Linked DNA regions of Homo sapiens: all the other regions are linked to region 2. Evidence: chromatin contacts called from ENCODE Hi-C or POLR2A ChIA-PET data. All regions are on one chromosome and are shown on one strand. The core of a region is the stretch at or near the end of the contact, and the rest is flanking DNA. Distances in the headings are between cores, read along the strand shown. Region 1 holds the start of CYBRD1 (cytochrome b reductase 1). Region 2 holds the start of UBR3 (ubiquitin protein ligase E3 component n-recognin 3). Region 3 holds the start of DYNC1I2 (dynein cytoplasmic 1 intermediate chain 2).

Region 1 (3,263 bases), core at 443-2,942, 1.7 Mb before region 2:
TTGAATGCTGAGGGTTAGTAACACCTTCCACTACATTCCAGAGTGGGAGAATGCTGGCCACACTTGCCAAAGCTGCAGTACAAGTTTAAAACAACCAACAAAAACAAAAGCCAAAATCACTTTTCTTTAGGAATGAGGTCAGCACTCTTTTGCACACTCGTTTGTGGGGAGTTAAATATTTGGTGAAGAAAAGGCAGCCTGCCCGCAGGCAAAGCTAGAGATTTCGGCCAGTGGGCATATCTTTCCAAACCCTTGCTACTCCTCTCGATTATTTTCTGCGACATAACACCACTCCACCCCTTGCTGCCTTTCTCTAACTACTTTCTGAAGGCCGTGCCTTTGGGGAAGTGGTTACAAATAAATGGTGTTTGCGCCAAAAGCTAGAGGTTCCTCCAGCTACACGGCAAACCGAAGGAAGCAGTCAGGACATTGAGAGGCACTACACAATGACAACAAACATTGCCAGCGACTGCTGAGCCCCTCCCCCGCGCCAGCCTCAGCCCAGAGAATGCAGGCCCGGGGCTGGCTCGCCGCGGGCCAAACACGGACGCAGCTTGCGCCGGGGGCATCCCGAGCAGAGGCATCCCTCGGTGCCAGGCAGCCGCGGGCCCTCTCCGGGCATCTCCCACCCGGAGTGCTGGGCCAGTGCCCAATAGGAAGCCCCGCGGGGGAACTTTCGCCACTCTTCTGCCACATAAACAAGTCGGGCTCAAGACCGTCCAATGACTGGGCAGGGCGGCGAAACACACTTGGAAGTCCTGGCAGCTTCCCGGACTCGACTGAGTTTAACACTCTAGGAGGAGAGGAACCCAGGGCGGATGCTTCACTCGCCCCCCTTGGCCAGCCCCTTTACCCAGGGCCGAGGATGTTACAAATACGGGCAAATTCTCGCTCCGGCAATCTTTTCCCCGCTGCCTTCCCCTCCTCATCTGCAGCCTGGAAGCAAGTTCAGCAAAAGGCTGAGGCGAAAGTGTTTCCGCGCCCCCGATCGCGCAGGCTCGGTCCACAGGGGCGACTTTCCGGGGCGCGTGGGCTGCAGCGGCCCGACTGCGCGGCGCTCCGGCATCGCGCCCGGGCTCAAGTTTCTGGGTCTTGGAGGCCCCTCCAGTGCGTCCTAGCCAGTCGCCGCAAAGAGTTAACCAAGTGGGGCCGGCCCCGCTCCGCCGCCCCCAGCAGCGCGTCTCCACCGCGCACCCCCGGCCCCGCGCTCGCGGCGATCCTCCTGAACCGCAGCTCTGTCCCGCCCCAGAGCCAGCCAGCCTCCCTCCCGCCCAGCCGACTTGGCTTCCCGCGCGCTCCTCACCGCACTCCTCCGGGCCCCGCGATCCTCCAGCACTTCCTCAGCTGGAAGGGGCTTCACGGAGGACCCTCTGCCCCCGCCGTTCTCCCCGCTTTCCTCCCCGCACCCCCCCAGGAGGTGCCAGTACCGATGCCCTGGATGAAGACGAAGCCGGTGACCATGAGCACTGGGTGCCAGTTAAACTCTAGTGCGCTCCCATCCCAGCCAAGCCCCTCTCGGTAGTGGAGGACCCAGACGAGGGCGAAGATCACCGACAGGAAGCCGACGAGCAGTGCCGACCCCAGCAGCGCCAGGAAGCGCCAGTAGCCCTCCATGGCCATCAGCGCCCCATACTCCGCACCGCGGGGGCCACAAGAACTTGGAGAGGCGGCGGCAGCCCTCTGGGTAGTGGCCGGGCGGCGGGACCGGGGCGTCGACTTCTTGGGGCTGTCTCCGCCTGCGGGGAGGGACTTTCTGGGCTGCTGGCCCGGAATGTGGGGCCTCTTGGGGGTGGGGAGCTGGCCCCAACTCAGAAATGGGCCCCACCCCCGGGATCACGCGGCCGCCGAGGGCGCTCATTGCCTGGTGGCCTCACCCTCTCCCTCGTCCAGCATCCAAGCTCGCAGAGGGCTTCAGTAACAGACCTAGTTAGTTGCTCAAAGAGAAAATTCCGAGGATTTTATACTCACCACTTGCTTTTAACACTTCCCGTGTCTCGTCCTTATTTGTGGGGAGGTTGAGTAGGGCAGTGGTGCGCCCTCTTGGTTAAGAGAAGAGAGGGATCCGTTGGGTAGGGTTATGTGTGTGCTTTTAACTACTAACGAAGCCTCCTTAGCCACAGTGCTGGAGAATTGGCTGTCTCTGACATCAAAGGGTGTTAAGGAGGAACCTGTAAGGTGGTGTAAACTAAAAATAAAATCCTAAGCCCCTCACTGACTGAATGGACCTCCTTGGCCAAGCAGACCCCAGAAAAACCTTAAAGCTGAGTTTCTAGCTACAGCCGGAAGGGAAGTCTACCCCCTCCATTTTGGAATTTAGACTCAACAGCTGACTAGCATTAATGTTTAAAATAGAAATCATAAGGCGGACAGAACAGACTCTTTGTAGCAATAAGACATCAAATTATAAAAAGGACCTAAGTCACACACTCCTACACTTAAGAAATAAACTATGGTCTAACTGCCACAAAGGTTTTCTTTTCCTCTAGAGGCTAAACAAGCACTGGCTTGAGATAAGCAATATTAAAACAATTACAACTTAATCAGTTCACAGATGCTGACCAGCTGAACCCCTGTTGCACCAGCCAGAACTACAGCTTTCACTGGGCTGATTTCAGGAACTTTTTCATGATAAGAAGACCGACCATGGACCGGTTCTGGCCAGTGTACAGGGATTGTGCACTTGTATGCATTCACGTCCTGAAAAGACCTTTTGAAGTGTAGGTTTGAAGTAATACATTTAAATGTATTTGAAGTAATACAATTAAATGTTAAGTCTCCACCCCAAAGAGAACATGTTACATGCATGTTTGTTCAATATGCATGTGTAAGGACCACCTCCATTAATATTCATAGCTCCTCCTGTAACCTGTTACGTATGTATGTTTGGCCAAACTGTTCAGCATAAAGCTCCTACCCCAACCCCTCTGCCTTCCAAGTGCCTGTCTCTGGTCTTAGGCCAGAGGCTATGTTTATCAGCCTATGGAATGGCCTCCTTGCAGGCTATAACCTTTTATAAGAAATAAAGTCTCCTCTTTTTTCAAATTTATAATTTTTTGTTTTAAGTTAACAGTAAAGGCCAGGCGCAGTGCCTCACACCTGTAATCTTAGCACTTTGGGAGGCTAAGGCGGGCAGATCACTTGAGTCCAGGAGTTTGAGAACAGCCTGGGCAACAAGGTGAAACCCTGTCTCTACTGAAAATACAAATGCATGCACCTGTAGCCCCAGCTACTTGGGGGACTGAGGAAGGAGGATCACTTGAGCC
Region 2 (3,645 bases), core at 206-2,705:
TGTCTTTTCTCATAAGTCCCAACATCTGATGCATCGCTTCTGTCAAAAGGGCATTTGTTGTCTCCTTTTAGACAGAGGTTCACGTATCAGTGAGTGAACAAAGTGCCCTTAACTGGAGAAGACCTAACACTTGATTCCTGGTTCGCTCAGTATTTTGTTTGTTCTCCTGGTATGGAGGGTATTCTGTAACTGACTGCTCAGTAGCCCAATTCTAAATGTCATTCCAGCATACCAAATAATCCACTGACAGCTCAACAGTCACTTTTCATGCAGGCCCCTCCCCTTCCCTCCTCCCTCAACCCTCAAGAGCTCCTTCTCTCACAGTGACAGACACACTGGCAGTTCAGAAGACCTTTTCCTCAAGCGTCCTTCCCTGCACGTACAAGACCACCTCCCCAGCTCTCATCATCCCGCGAGCCAATACGGTCCCCAATAACATCCCCTCCCAGCCAATCCAAATCACAACCTAAGTCTCTTCCCAAGAACCAGGCTTTACAGCCTTTCCCAACAAGTACACACTTGACAGCTCGACACGAGCTTCCCCAAAAATCATTTCCCCTCACTCCCCTCCTACCCCATACACTGGCTCTTTTCTCGCTATCATTTACCCACCCTGGCTTCCCCAAAATTCACAGCCCGGTTTCCTAAACATGCTCTCCGCTCTCCTCTCCCCTCCTTCTCCTCCCCACCCCCTTTCCACCGCTGACAGCTCAGTCACCTCCATCCCCCTGTGGCTGCACCCTCCCCCGCACCCTCCCCTTGACAGCTCAGAGTGGGCTCCCAGTGCTCCGCTCCAGGCCCTCCCGCGACGTCCCCGGCCCAGGGTCGCCTCGCCCGCGGGGAGGGCTCCACTCACCCGCTCTCCCGCATCACGTTGCTGTCCCCGCAGTCGCAGGCGCCCCCGGCCTGGCTGCGGAACATGTTGAAGTCGTGTCCGGTGTGGTCGCCCTGGTGGAAGCACTCGGCGCACAGCGACATGCAGGGCGAGATGCCGCACGTCCGGCAGCGGTAGGCCACGAAGTTGGCTGTCCAGACCAGGCCGCAGAGCGCCGCGGGATCGTAGGCCCGCACCGCCGCGCAGAACTCGTCGTAGCCGCCGCCGCCCGCCAGAAGGCACTTACACCACTCCAGGGCCTCCTCCTCGGCCGCCCCCGGACCGCCCCCGCCTCCGGCCGCCGCCGCGTCCTCGCCGCCGGCAGCCGCGGCCAGCGGCCGCTCGGCGCTCAGCACCCGCTCCAGCAGCGCCTGCAGCTCCTCAGCACCTGCGCGGTTGTCCGGCCGGCTGAGGGCCGCCTTGAGGTGCGCGGCGGTGGCCGCCTTGTCTAGGGCCAGCCCCGGCGCGGGCAGCTCGGGCTGTGACGGCTGCTGGCCCCCGACGGCCGCCGCGGCCGCCGCCGCCATGATGAGAGCTCAGAATTTGGAGAGTCCAGGGCCAGCGGCTCCTCCAGGGAGAGTGAGGGAATAGACTGCTGCGATTGCTCGGCCCGCCCAACTCTCGCGATACCCGGAGCGTCCGCGCTCCTCCGCCCGCAGCCCCGCCCCTACACACGCCCCCTCGGGCTGCAGAGCCTTCCTCCCGCCCCTCTCTCCTGGGCGCCTGTGGACCAAGCTAGGCTCCCAACTTTCTAAGTTAAGAGCTACTGAAATAAAGTACTCACCTTATAGGAAATCTTTAATAAGGGCAATTATTTCTTTATTTGCATAGACTACAGGAATTATTCACATCATCTTTCAGATGTACTTTAGGCATCTGCATTTTGTCTGAGATGTACATTCCTACTGTTATCAAAGTCCAGCGGGCGACAGAATGAAACCCCAACTTAAGGAAAACAAAAACTGTAGGAAAAGCAATCCAAAGAAGAACAGAAGGCCAGGCGCGGTGGCTCACGCCTGTAATCCCAGCACTTTGGGAGGCCGAGGCAGGCGGATTACTTGAGGTGAGGAGTTTGAGATCAGCCTGGCTGACATGGTGAAACCCTGTCTCTACTAAAAATACAAAAATTAGCCGGGCATGGTGGCGCACGCCTGTAATCCCAGCTACTCCGGAGGCTGAGGCAGGAGAATCACTTGAACCCAGGAGGCGGGGGTTGTAGTGAGCCGAGATCGCGCCACTGCACTCCAGCCTGGGTGACAAAGCGAGACTCCGTCTCTAAAAACAACAACAACAACAACAACAACAAAGAAGAACAGGAGTGTTTCCAATCCATAACCTTGTGTTTGAAATGAATGAAACATAATTAAAACAGGTTATTCCTGGTCTTCTACATGAGTTAAGTATGTCACGATCATCATATAACAGTGATAAGTTAAATTTGCTCAATAATTTTACGAATCACTAAATTATAAACTAAATAAAACTTTATGTATTAACTTTACATGCTAAAACTTTGTATGTTTTAACTCATTTGATTCTCATAACAGATAACTTTGAATTCTGCTATTCCTAGAAGTAGCAGCCTCAGACACTTCTCTACTTCGTCATCGTCCATTCACTCTTTTTCTTCTTCCTATAATAATGCAAAGAGGTGTCCATCCACAGGCTTAAACGCAATCCTGCAATCCTTTTACTTAACCACTGGATCCTGCCTTCTCAGGATCCCAACTCCATCCAATATCCTCTTGCATTTTTAACCCCTCTCTTTCTATTAGCTCAATTCTTGTCAGAATTTGTCTCCTCCTGTCTTAAAAATAATTGAAAAAATAATAAAGCTTCCCCCATTACTAAGCATCCAACCATTCTTTTCGTAGGCCACCTTTCTCTTTCTCTTTCTTTTCTTCTTTCTTTTTTTTTTTTTTTTTTTTGAGACAGGGTCTCACTGTCGACCAGACTGGAGTGCAGTGGCGCAATTTCAGATCACTGGAAGCTTTGCCTCCCGGGCTCAAGCGATTTTCCCACCCCAGCCACCCGAGCAGCTGGGACCACAGGCTCGCGTCATCAGACCCAGCTAATTTTTGTATTTTTAGTAGAGACAGGGTCTCCTTATGTTGCCCAGGCTGGTCTCAAACTCCCGTCTCAAGCAATCCGCCCATCTCGGCCTCCCAAAATGTTGGGATCACAGGGGTGAGCCACCGCTTCCGGGGCCACGTTTAATTGTTCACATTTACTCTTTCTTCTTCCTAAATTTCCATTCGCTCCACAATCTGCTACAACTTAATTTCTGCTCCTACTTTATGAAGCCCGACCTCTTTCCAGTATTTGACACCACTACCTATTCTTTTATTTTCATTTCCACTGTCTTTTTTTTTTTGAGACGGAGTCTCGCTCTGTCTCCCAGGCTGGAGTGCAGTAGCTTGATCTCGGCTCACTACAAGCTCCGCCTTCCGGGTTCACGCCATTCTCCTGCCTCAGCCTCCCGAGTAACTGGGACTACAGGCGCCCGCCACCAAGCCCGGCTAATTTTTTTGTAATTTTAGTAGGGACAGGGTTTCACCGTGTTAGCCAGGATGGTCTCAATCTCCTGACCTCGTGATCCACCCACCTCGGCCTCCCAAAGTGCTGGGATTACAGGCGTGAGCCGCCGCGCCCTGCCTCTCCACTATCTCTTCTTTGGGTTTCTTTGACATCACCACTCCTGTGAGAATTGCAAGTGACACAAATGACCTAAAAATTGGGAAACAAAGTTACAATAAAATAAGGCATGAGAA
Region 3 (3,590 bases), core at 619-3,118, 1.9 Mb before region 2:
CATCATTAGCTATCAAATCATATGACTGTATTTCTCCACAATAACACCTTACGTATACCTCTGATGGCACTTTTAGTACAATTATTTGTGGACATACCTGAAATGTTCCCTATTAGATTGTAATGTACTTGAAATCAGGGACTGTTTTTTAGTTATTTTTGTTGCCTTCACAACATCCAGCAGAATGACCTTAACATTACAATTGACACTGGCTAATGAATAATGGATACGGTAGACACAATTACAATCTGAGCTTCAAAAACCAATTGCATAAACACTACTTCAGCTTGAGTTTTAGGAAGAAATAATGAATTAGGATTTTTTTTTTTTAAGTAGCCTAGCAGCTGAGCATAAGGCAGGAGCCAGGAACTCCTTACCTTCTCCACATGATTGACTTATTGCCTAATGATCAATCTCTTTCAATGTCTCTGTACAAGTGAAGTATTAAATGCTTTAGATCAAGAAAACTAGGAGAATAACCTCTGGAAAACTGTATTTCCAGAGGTTAGGGGAAATCTCTTAAAAAGCACAATTGTTAAATCTGAACAAAGGTAAGTCAGTCAAGAGGAGAAATTCACCTACTAAGAAGTGGATAAAGGAAATTTCAGCTACTAAACTCCATTAAGACTGGCAAGCGAATTGATAATTTTCAAGCATACGAAAAGGATGAAAAGTTGACATAGCAGACCTGAAATATATACACAATATCTTCCAAGATTTGTTTGAACAAACTAAAAGCAAGAGACCGTGTTTCTTATTCCACTCTTTCTACACCTCTAAACAGCTCCATACAAACGGCTGGTGAAGAGAACTTCCATACGTAACTGTATGCTACGCTAGGCACATTATATTTTGTTCAACGTCAACTGTAAAACAGATATACCAACACTAATTGATATTAAAATAAGCGCATTTTTAAAGCCCAACAACAAAGTCTTGACCAGCTGAACTACAGCTGACCAATCCTCTCATCCTCACAGAAGCCAGAGCCTTCCTCCATGACCGACATGTTCACGTTCTTAAAACTCAAGAGAAGAGAGTCTCTAGAGTTTTGTGCTAGAACCTCCGTGTTCGGGGGCTTTCCATCACACATAAGGTGAGGGGAGACACTATCAAGGCAAGTAGAGATGGCCTTAATTTGTAAAATGGGGCAAGGCGAAAACGAATCACTTTCTCCCCTGGGGTCACGGCCAAGAGGGCGCGGTCCACGGCAGGGCGTCCGGAAGAAGCCAGTGGGCGCCGGACAAGCCTCAAGGCTCCCCAGGCCGCCTCTGGAGGGTCGAGAAGGGAAAGGAGTGGACTCCTCTCGCCGGGCCGCAATGAGTCACCGCACCCAGGTCTCCCCGCCTTTCCTCCCCAAAGCTGGGCCGGGCGGGGATGTCAGCAGGAACTGCCAAGCCGCCCTTCGAGTTGCGACGTGGAACACAGGCAGGGAGGCCTTGAGGGAAGAACAGTCAACCCACCTGTCAGGTGACTGGATGGGGAAGAGTCCTCCCGCCTGCAACTTCCCGGTAACGTCCCTCGCCTAAGCCCCCAACACCAACTGTAGCCACCACCAGCTCCGCGGCTTTCCAAAGCACACAAAGAGGGATGGGCGGCGGCTGCTACGGCGAGAGCTTAGGGACAAATAGCCTCACCAGAACGAGGTCGCTCCCAGAAATAAAAGGTGGGGCCCTGCTGCGAGGAATTGTAGCCCCTCCGTGACTTACCTGTCGTAAAGCAGAAGCCGGTAGATAAAACAAAGAACCCAGTCAACCCAGGGGCCTTAAGTATTTCCGCTTTGCCAAAAACTGGAAAACTACGCCTAATATTCTCAGGCCAGGAATCCAACTTCCGCCCTCGCCTTACAAACTGACACGATCGAGAAGAACTACAAACCCCGGCAACAAGGAAAACCTGCGTGCGACGAGCAGTGCGTTCTGGGAATTGTGGTCGCTGGGCGTCGCAAGGTGTGCTGGGACATGTAGTGTGTCCCCTCCTTTAGATTTCCCACTCCAAGGCCTTCTTCCGTCGAGAAGCTTCTGTATAAAGTATTCTCGTCTGTTGATCCGTGCCCACAGTGTAGTATGTGTTATAGTGTAAGATCTTTGACCCAATATTGGCGGAATTTTAAGGTCTATTTTCCAGTGGTGAACCTGTGAATCACGCTGCTGCACATTTGGTGAAGACGTGAAGTAGACTGTTTAGGATGTAAAACATTATATATATATATGTACATACATATGTAAGTTTTAGGGAAAGAATGTCTTATATAGGCTTCATGTGGCATCTTAGGCAAAATCTAAATAAAAATATGTCAACTGACATAGCAAATAATTCTTTAGTATTTTGTTGCAGTGTGGTAGCATTTTGGTTTTCTCTCAAACAATTTTAGGAAATAAAGCATTTTGTATTATTGGACTCTCAAACCAAGCTAGAATGTTTTCCACAGTTAGATTTTTAACATACAAAGAAAACAAAAGTTACTGGAACATGAATTTACCTGCAATGTATACATTGACACACCTTTTTAAAGTTTAAATAATTTAAAGCATTATTTGGCAGGAGTTAAAGCTAACACCAAGGTAATATCTTTTCTATGTTCTAGAAAACTGATTGTTCTAGAAGTTCTAGATATTGCCCAAGTCTAGAATGAACCTTTATGATTCAAATTCCAAGTCCTTGGGCTTGTGGTCTTTTTCTTATCTTTCTCTGCCTTATCTGTGGTCTTTTGTGTAGAAAAAAATATTCTAAAAATAAATTTGAGAAAGAAAATCCTTGGCTTTCCACAGCTTTTCCCAATAACCTAACATTCAAAGAGCTTTATAGCTATGTTATTTTTTTACTTCTTTCCTAATAGTTTTCATGTATTAATTTGAAAAAAAATTATTATTGATTGCCTACCATGTGCCAGCAATGGTGATGGGTGTTGTGGTAACAGCTAAAATGGACCAGGCGCAGTGGCTCACACCTGTAATCCCAGCACTTTGGGAGGCCGAGGCAGGCAGATCACCTGAGCTCAGGACTTAGAGACCAGCCTGGGCAACATGGTGAAACCCCGTCTCTACAAAAAATAGAAAAATTAGCAGGGTGTGTGGCATGCGCCTGTAGTCCTAGCTAGTCACGAGGCTGAGGCAGGAGGATGGCTTGCGCCCAGGAGGCGGAGGTTATAGTGAGCTGAGATTACACAATTGCATTCCAGCCTGGGAGACAGAGCAAGACCCTGCCTCAAAAAAAAAAAAAAGAAAAAGAAACAAAAAAAACAAAAAACATAAAAATGCACAAAAATGCACATCCTTCTTCTCAAGGGAGAAAGGACACTCGCTCAACTAAGAATGGATGGTTCCTGACTGATGGTTTAACTTATGATTTTTTTCTCATTACAATGGGCTTATTAGAGTAAAATGCATTTTCAACATATATTTTTGACTTAAAATGGGTTTATCAGGACATAACTCAAGGAGCATCTGTATAATGATGGAATTATATAAGGAAGTCATAGAAACACCTGGAAAAACTTTTCAGGAAACTTTTGGAAGGAGGTGATTCTAGAGCTAAGTCTTTGATTCTCAAAGGTTGAGTAGAAGAAGTTAGCCAAGCAGAGAAGATGC

What was found. A loop is a pair of places that touch in the nucleus more often than their neighbours do. ChIA-PET counts read pairs that join two places held with the same protein, here RNA polymerase II (POLR2A). Pooled maps may share reads with other maps.
Region 1: a loop to region 2 is called in a map of tibial artery, with 8 times the contacts of the local background. The contact joins the promoter of CYBRD1 here to the promoter of UBR3 in region 2. A Hi-C loop is called at or near these places in 1 of 168 maps with a recorded cell type or tissue (tibial artery) and 8 of 50 pooled maps.
Region 3: a loop to region 2 is called in a map of B cell, with 13 times the contacts of the local background. The contact joins the promoter of DYNC1I2 here to the promoter of UBR3 in region 2. A Hi-C loop is called at or near these places in 2 of 168 maps with a recorded cell type or tissue (B cell and naive thymus-derived CD4-positive, alpha-beta T cell) and 10 of 50 pooled maps. POLR2A ChIA-PET finds 5 or more read pairs at or near these places in 1 of 52 experiments (B cell).

What each region holds. Positions count from the first base shown.
Region 1 is chr2:171,520,903-171,524,165 of GRCh38, reverse strand. It overlaps CYBRD1 (cytochrome b reductase 1), which reads right to left and starts at 1,692. Exons shown (of 4, transcript NM_024843.4): 1 at 1,428-1,692. The coding sequence starts at 1,620. RefSeq lists silencers at 1,054-1,123, 1,274-1,383 and an enhancer at 1,494-1,603.
Region 2 is chr2:169,825,264-169,828,908 of GRCh38, reverse strand. It overlaps UBR3 (ubiquitin protein ligase E3 component n-recognin 3), which reads right to left and starts at 1,455. Exons shown (of 39, transcript NM_172070.4): 1 at 857-1,455. The coding sequence starts at 1,401. RefSeq lists silencers at 712-841, 1,102-1,661, 3,255-3,458.
Region 3 is chr2:171,685,747-171,689,336 of GRCh38, reverse strand. It overlaps DYNC1I2 (dynein cytoplasmic 1 intermediate chain 2), which reads right to left and starts at 1,868. Exons shown (of 18, transcript NM_001378.3): 1 at 1,710-1,868. RefSeq lists an enhancer at 1,698-1,867.